3 separate regions of the Homo sapiens genome follow, and regions 2 and 3 are each linked to region 1. The links are chromatin contacts, found by Hi-C in ENCODE. All regions are on one chromosome and are shown on one strand. The core of a region is the stretch at or near the end of the contact, and the rest is flanking DNA. Distances in the headings are between cores, read along the strand shown. Region 1 holds the start of SMIM13 (small integral membrane protein 13). Region 2 has its middle 74 kb from the start of EDN1. Region 3 overlaps HIVEP1 (HIVEP zinc finger 1).

Region 1 (2,509 bases), core at 7-2,506:
CCCAAAGTGCTGGGATTACAGGCGTGAGCCACCTCGCCTAGCCCTGACGCGTATTTTCAACTGGCTTTTAATAAAATGTGTTTTAATTATGCAACATAATTGAACCACCCATGAAAAAAGCACACACTGATTTTTTGTAAATATATCTTAATTGCACTGGGTTCATTCTCTTCACAGGAATCTATATTAAATCTGTTGCAAAGCAAGTAATTATCCTTTAATGTATTTTTATACATGGTATTTGTTCCTAATGTTGCTTCTTAGGGAATACAGTTCACATAGTAGGGCAGCTGGGTATGGCAGGATACATTTATTAAATCAAGGGATTGCTGCTTAGAACTTTTGTGTTTGTTTTTGGAGACAGAAGACAGGAAACTGTAATTTTTAGAAGAGTAAAAAGGTATCTCAGGGAGCAAAAGAATCACAGGAAAACTCGAAGGCTCTGATTCCTTCTAAAAGAGGGACACATTTACCCTCTATTCTTCTGGGGGCACCTCTTTAACAAATGAATGTAATCTGGCGGAAGTGGGGAGTTTCAATTTTGGGTGGAGATACAGTAGTTGAGATTACTACAGTGTCTTGTTTCGTAGAGGTGTAAGCCAGTGCGGCAAAATCTCCAAGCTTGGTCTCAAGGAGGCAGCTGGGTCTAACTTACAACTCAGGCAGGTGATTTGAGGGCAGTGCAGCTGTCCTTAAGTCACCCGCGGGCCATTTCTGAAATGCTTTACTTACGAAAAGATAGAACATAACATCTGTTGCAGGGGGAAAATGAGATTTCGTGTCCTGACCCGCGTCTGCGGCAGGGACCTGAGTTCTTCCTCCAAGTCCCAAATAGCCAACCTTCGCCCCCGGCAACAGGGCTAGGTGCACGAGCAACCAGTTTTTCAGGCAGCCGCCTCCTCTTTCCTCTCTCGCCGTACTTCATCGATTACGGCTAGAAACAAAACGACTTTGTATACGGAGTAATGGTTGAAATCTCACTGGCGCCTCAGCAGGACGGGCAGCCAGATCCGCGGCTTTGGAGAAGGCCAGCCCACGGTCGTCCGACTGAGGCGACTTGAGCAAGACCAAAGGCAGAGCCGCCCGAGAATGAAAGCAGCGAAGCCCGAGTGGCGGTGCATTCTGGGAGTTGTAGTCCCTGCGAGACAACGCCGTCCCGACTCCACCAGGCTCTGCACTCCATCTCCCAGCCGACCCCGCGCCGCGGAGGAGGCGAGCTTGGTGATGAGCTGCCCCAGCGGTAGGGGGCCTGGGGCGGAGAAGCCGCTACAGCCGCGGCCGGGCGACGCTGACATCTGGCATCCCTGGGGTCTCAGAGACACGGGTGGACAGCGACGAGGGCCTTGTGGCCGCCGTGTGTACCCGTGCTTACCCTCTGTCCTCCCTACAGGCGCGCGGCGTCCGCCATGGAAGCGCATCCGACCGCTGGGGTCTCTGGGTGCCGCGGCCTCGGCTCTCCGGGGCGATGAGGGACTAGAGGCGCCCTGAGGCCCGCCTGCCTCCCGCGCTCTGGCCACCCCGGCGGGAAAAGGATCGGGCGGGCGGGCGGTCCCACAGTGCCCGCCTTTGCGCCGCCCCACCCCCTGGGGGCGCTGCCGAGGGGGCGCCAGCCGCCCATGCCGCCCCGGCGCCCAGCCGCGCCTGGCGCCCGCCGCTGAAGCGCAGGACGCGCCGCCGCCCGCGCTCACCGCCGTCCGCGCCAGCCGCCCCGAGCCGACTGCCCTTCTGCCCCCAAGATGTGGCACAGCGTCGGGCTGACTCTGCTTGTGTTCGTGGCCACGCTGCTGATCGTCCTGCTGCTGATGGTGTGCGGTGAGTGGGGGCGGTAGCCGCGAGGCAGTTCCACACGCCGGGTCGCTGATCTGCTGGGGTTTTTTTTGTTGTTTGTTTTTTTGAAAAAAACAAAAGGGCGTGGACGGACAATTGTCTTAAAATCAACTGTTGTCCCTTAGCCTCTAGGGCTGAGCGCAGAGGTGGGCCCTTTACTCATGGCCGGCCCTCGGGCATCCTGGGGAGGGAAAGGACAGGCTCCAGGGCTTCCTGCCTCTGAGTGAAACTCAGCCTTGCTTCACCGGCAGCGTCTGCTCTTTCATTCTCACCACAGGCTGCCCAGATTGTAACCTTGGCCTGCATTCGAAGGTGAAGTGATTGATTGGTCCTTTTTCATTTGCACAGATTCTGACCTTAATAATGAGAGGTGTCACCTTCGTTTCATCAGCGAGTGGGGTAGAGTTGGGTTTTCAGCACGCGTGAAATTGTTTACTTAGAGTTCAGCCTTAAACTCAATTCCAAGCAGAGATGTGGAGACCAGGCAGAGCTTAGAAACACCGGCTATATTAAACTTGCAGGGTCGGGTAACCTAACTCTCAGTTCTATAATAATGGTGCTATTTCGAATGCTGTGCGTATTTTCCTTCTTGGAATGAGAGGACGTTCAACTTTTTTCTTCAAATAATGGTAGCCCAATTTTAGATCTTTTTGATTTCTTTGTACATGTATAGTAGCTGATA
Region 2 (2,509 bases), core at 5-2,504, 1.3 Mb after region 1:
CTCTTGATACAGAGTGTGAGAGAAAGAGGGGCAAGGGTGGCTGAGTTTGCAGTTCTGTGCACCTGGAGCAATGAGTTGCTCTTTACTTGCATGACAAGAACGAACAGAGGCAGCTATAGCCAGGAAGTACAGGAGAACAGAAGTGGATATGTTAGGCTGAGATTCTTAGTAGCTACCCAAATAGGGATGTTGAGTAGGCAGTTGGATACTTAAGTTCTGATATAGACTAGAAGTCCAGGCCGTAGATGTAAATTTGGGATTATTCTGCATACATATATATGTCATTAGCTAGAACTTTGTCATGTAGTCAGGCCATCTACAGCTGCAAAGAAGGCAGAAAAGGAGAATATGTACCATCTCCAACTTCCATCGAGAAAGGCAGCAGACAGAAAAGGATGGGAAGGTCTGCTGGGTCATTCAACCAACAATGTCTGTATTACCTAACTTCTCAGCTCTTCCTGTACAAAATAAGAATAATAAAGTCTACTTTATATGATTATGGTCAAAATTACATGAGATAAGCTATAGAAACAGGCCAGGAGCCATGGCTCACGCCTATAATCCCAACACGTTGGGAGGCCGAGATAGGCAGATCACCTAAGGTTAAGAGTTCGAGACCAACCTGACCAACATGGTGAAACCCTGTTGCTACTAAAAATACAAAATTAGCGGGGCGTGGTGGCACATGCCTGTAATCCCAGCTACTCTGGAGGCTGAGGCAGGAGAATTGCTTGAACCCAGGAGGTAGAGGTTGCAGTGAATGGAGATCACACCATTGCACTCCAGCCTGGGCAACAAGAGTGAAACTCCATCTCAAAAAAAAAAAAAAAAAAAAAAAAATAGGAAAGAAACATAGCTCCTGTTATAATAGGACCTTTAAATATAGAAGTTCCCCTTTCTTTCCTTTCTGTGACCTGAGATGTCATGGAAAGTCCTTCATTAGCTCACCCCATATATTTATTTTTGGACTTCCTCATTGAACAAAATGATGACACTGCTATTTTTATAATCACTACTGCCGCAAAAAACAGGAACTTTTTCTTGTCCCCCAAAACCACAGATTTTCCAGAGCCTCACTGGTCAAGCTGGGCTCTTGCTTCTCAGTCCCACTTTCTTCTTATCTCAGGGGTTCTGTTTTTAATTTGACATTTCAGTTTCTGTGCATAACCATGGTAGAAGGATTTCCAGATTCTTGGTAATCATTAACCAACTCAAGACAGGCATAGCCCTGCCCTGCCTCCCCCTCAGCTGAGGCCTTGCTGGAGAATGTCTGGGAAGGGCATTCACAGAGCACGGAGACGTCCAAAGCCGCATGGAGGGTGCCTGGTGAAAGGCCAAGTGGGGGCCGAGTGTGGCCATGCCATGGGACAAGGTTGAAGAGAGCCTAATGGCATCTGAGGAAAAAGAACTCTAAGGAAGCTATTCTTGGGGAAACGGAACATTCACCCCCAAATCTGGCCAAGCACTGTGCAGTAGACTTCTTAGGCTCCTTCTCAGCCTTATCGTTGACTCGATATTTACTTTACCCTCCCTTCCCCCTGTGCAGGGAGAAGGCCGAGACGTTTATGCCTATAGAGCGGGCCATAAAATCTTGACTCTTAGATAATATCATTTTATCATTCTTTGTAGTAGGAAAACAATAAATATTTTAAAATATGTTTGTCTGTGTTTTCAGACTTAGTGGCCAACCTGTGTGTGTGTGTGTGTGTGTGTGTGTCTGTGTGTGTGTGTGTGTGAGAGAGAGACAGAGAGAGAGAGAAAGAGAGAGAGAGAAAGAGAGAAAGAGAGAGAGAGTCTGCTAGGCCTGCCATAACAAAATACCAGACTGGGTGTCCTATATAACAGAAATTTATCTTATAGTTCTGGAGGCTGGAAGTTCAAGATCAAGGTGTTGGCAGGTTTGGTTTTTCCTGGGGCCTCTCTCCTTGGCTTGTAGATGCCGTCTTCTCCTGTGTCCTCACAGGGTCTTCCCTCTGTGTGTGTCTGTGTCTTACATCTCTTGTTCTTATAAGGAGATCAATTGTTGTGGATTTGGACCCACACATATGGCCTCATTTTACCTTAATTACCTCTTTACAGATTCTTTCTCCAAATACAGTCACATTCTGAGGTACTGAGCATTAGAACTTCAATATATGAATTTTAGAGGGACACAGTTTAGCCCACAACAGTGTGTGTGTGTGTGTGTGTGTATGTAACAGTGTATATACACACACATATACATACACGTAACATATATACAGACATATATAGTCACACACATATGCAGACACACACACACTGTTATGTGTGTGTATATATACAGTTATATACAGTATGTAAAAACCCATACTATATATAAAATATATATTATGTAGATTTTTATGTATACTTCTTATTACACACACATCCACACAATTCTGAGATACTGTCCAATTGTGCTTGAAACTTCCTCCTGTCTGCCTTGGGTAGCTTTCCCCATAAAGTAGACCTCACATTTCTCTGCTCTTCCGGACACTTGTTGTCTGCA
Region 3 (2,509 bases), core at 3-2,502, 1.0 Mb after region 1:
AGTGAGTGGATTGGAGAATAAAAAAATGTTTGTTCAACATTTTGTAAAAGTGAATAATACTGATACTTTTTTCTATTGTTCTTTAGCTCAAATATTTTAGTTATGAGACCCCCTTTTGTTTTTTTTTTTATTATGGTGGGTAAATATATCTTTAATGGAATAGTATGCATTTTTTTCATTAAACTATGATATGAGAGCATATAAACTGATGTCACAATATTACTAGAATATTTCTAATGTAAATTTTATTCTCAATAAGTAGTTATTACAGTGTAGACATTTTGGTCTAATATGAATTTCAAATATGTACGTTGCAACAGCTATTTGAAAATAGTGGAGAATTAAGTAGTTGGCTTTCTACAAATAGAGTAATATACGATTGAATATTTTTTGTTCATATGCCCAACAATCCAACAAATGGAAACCAAAGTAAATCATGGCAAGTAATTATTGCTCAAAAATACAGTAGTTGATAGATTGTGGGCACTGTCACTTAAATACTGATTTATTTCCAACACAACTAGAAATTAAGGTGATTTCATTTCTCTTGCAATAAGTTTTACCTTCTTTCTGCCTATCTCCCTACCTGCCTACCTGCCCTACCTATTGCTAATGACAAAGAAACATAGCCATTGAATATTTTGTTGAGTTAAAGTGGTGATTTTTTTTAAACCAAGGCCCATTACAACCTTATGACTTTTTAATTTTGTTGGTAAGAAACCACAAATAAGTGGATTATTTTAGTTTCATAATTTTCTGTTCATTGATATAATTGCTACATCAGCAATACTTCATGGCTGTCCTGACTATGGTCTGCTCTAGAAATTATATTAGCAGCCCCTTTTCTCCTGAAAATATCAGTTTTGCATACTTAGAAATTTGCTGAAAAGTTTGTTTTAAAAGAACCTTAATGAGATAAGACAGTCAAATACTCAGCATTAAAGGGTTGAATTTTCTTCTTTTTGGCCAGCCTTCTCAGACTGTTGTGTAGACAGAGTCCTCAGGTATTGCTACCAAGCCAATCTAGGTCCATTTGTCTGCACACAATGAAAAGCCAAACACTGAATCACTGGATTTTTATAGAGAGAAAGATTAATGGCAAGGCAGCCATGCAGGAGATGGGCTCAATTCTGTCTTCCCTTACCAGCTTAAAGCAGTATATAAAAGGAGGAGATGCTGGAGGAGGAGTTTTGGGGTTGGTTAATGATTGTTGGAAAGGGAGGGGAGGTTTGGAAAGTCCCTTGAGCAGGCACAGTTGTCTCTTCGTGCTTCCTCATGGGTTGCCTTTGCAAATTCGGAGGGAGTTGGTGTGAAACCTGTGGTGAAAATACTGGCTTTGATATCAGAAAGTCCCTCATCTGGCAAGAAGTCTATTCTGTGCAGATCCCAATCAGCCATACCAGTTCCAACCAGCTTCAACCAGTCAACCAGTTTTGTTACAAGCAGAGGGAGTTCTAACAAGCTGTTTCTTTATCTGCAGTGCTGTAAGACAAGCTCAAAACTTCTTGTTAGTTACCAGTTTCTTTAACCCCATGGAGCACTGTTTAAGTATGATAGTGAAAAGGGGAAAGATAATTCAGTTTTGAAAGATCTAGTTCCAGGATGTTGATTATTCAAGAAAGGAACATAAGCATTCTAGAAATGCACACTTAGGTCTTTGAATGAGTGTTTCAATAGATTTTGATTGGCATCATTGTTCAATTTCCGGAATGCAGAAGTGCAATTTTATTTAAAAAATAGACTTTCCTTAAATACTTTCTTCACTTGTCATAATGTCCTTATGATAGTAATCTTAATTTTCAAAAAATTATAGTTGGTGTATGTACAATGTTACCAATTGTTTGTTGTTGTTGTTGTTTTTTCCAGAAATCTTACAGGCTGGTGTTAAAGGAACTTCGGAATCCCTTAAAGGTGTGAAACGCAAAAAGATCGTAGCTGAGAATCACCTGAAAAAAATACCAAAATCCCCACTGAGAAATCCTCTTCAGGCAAAACATAAACAAAATACAGAAGAGTCATCTTTCGCCGTTCTTCATAGTGCTTCGGAGTCTCACAAGAAACAGAATTATATTCCTGTAAAAAATGGGAAGCAGTTTACCAAACAAAATGGAGAAACACCTGGAATAATTGCTGAAGCCTCAAAATCTGAAGAATCTGTCTCCCCAAAGAAGCCCTTGTTTCTGCAGCAACCATCTGAACTGCGTAGATGGAGATCCGAAGGCGCTGATCCTGCCAAATTCAGTGACCTCGATGAACAATGTGACTCAAGTTCCTTGTCAAGTAAAACCAGGACTGACAATAGCGAATGCATCTCTTCTCATTGTGGCACTACGTCCCCCTCCTATACAAACACTGCATTCGATGTCTTACTGAAAGCAATGGAGCCAGAACTGAGCACCTTGTCACAAAAGGGCTCACCTTGTGCAATTAAGACAGAAAAACTGAGGCCAAATAAAACTGCACGTTCCCCTCCCAAATTAAAAAACAGTTCAATGGATGCCCCAAATCA

Evidence for each region. Hi-C counts contacts between places; a loop is a spot of excess contacts on that map. Pooled maps may share reads with other maps.
Region 2: a pooled map shows a loop between it and region 1 (4-fold over the local background). The contact joins the enhancer-like site here to the promoter of SMIM13 in region 1. A Hi-C loop is called at or near these places in 2 of 37 single-sample maps with no recorded cell type and 3 of 50 pooled maps.
Region 3: a loop to region 1 is called in a map of naive thymus-derived CD4-positive, alpha-beta T cell, with 7 times the contacts of the local background. The contact joins the enhancer-like site here to the promoter of SMIM13 in region 1. A Hi-C loop is called at or near these places in 1 of 168 maps with a recorded cell type or tissue (naive thymus-derived CD4-positive, alpha-beta T cell), 1 of 37 single-sample maps with no recorded cell type and 6 of 50 pooled maps.

The regions. Positions count from the first base shown.
Region 1 is chr6:11,092,578-11,095,086 of GRCh38, forward strand. It overlaps SMIM13 (small integral membrane protein 13), which reads left to right and starts at 1,257. Exons shown (of 2, transcript NM_001135575.2): 1 at 1,257-1,812. The coding sequence starts at 1,737. RefSeq lists enhancers at 864-1,404, 947-1,156, 1,405-1,946, 1,827-1,946 and a silencer at 1,417-1,726.
Region 2 is chr6:12,362,802-12,365,310 of GRCh38, forward strand. No RefSeq gene overlaps it. Among named protein-coding and RNA genes, the nearest start is that of EDN1, 74 kb to the left of the region's middle. RefSeq lists an enhancer at 815-1,134. Within about 2 kb of position 1,255, at least 10 of the 41 ENCODE cell types and tissues checked have a DNase peak (open chromatin) inside an H3K27ac peak, as active enhancers do.
Region 3 is chr6:12,118,024-12,120,532 of GRCh38, forward strand. It overlaps HIVEP1 (HIVEP zinc finger 1), which reads left to right. Exons shown (of 9, transcript NM_002114.4): 4 at 1,867-2,509. Among named protein-coding and RNA genes, the nearest start is that of HIVEP1, 110 kb to the left of the region's middle. RefSeq lists enhancers at 1,066-1,115, 1,133-1,427, 1,146-1,255, 1,266-1,375. Within about 2 kb of position 1,253, at least 3 of the 41 ENCODE cell types and tissues checked have a DNase peak (open chromatin) inside an H3K27ac peak, as active enhancers do.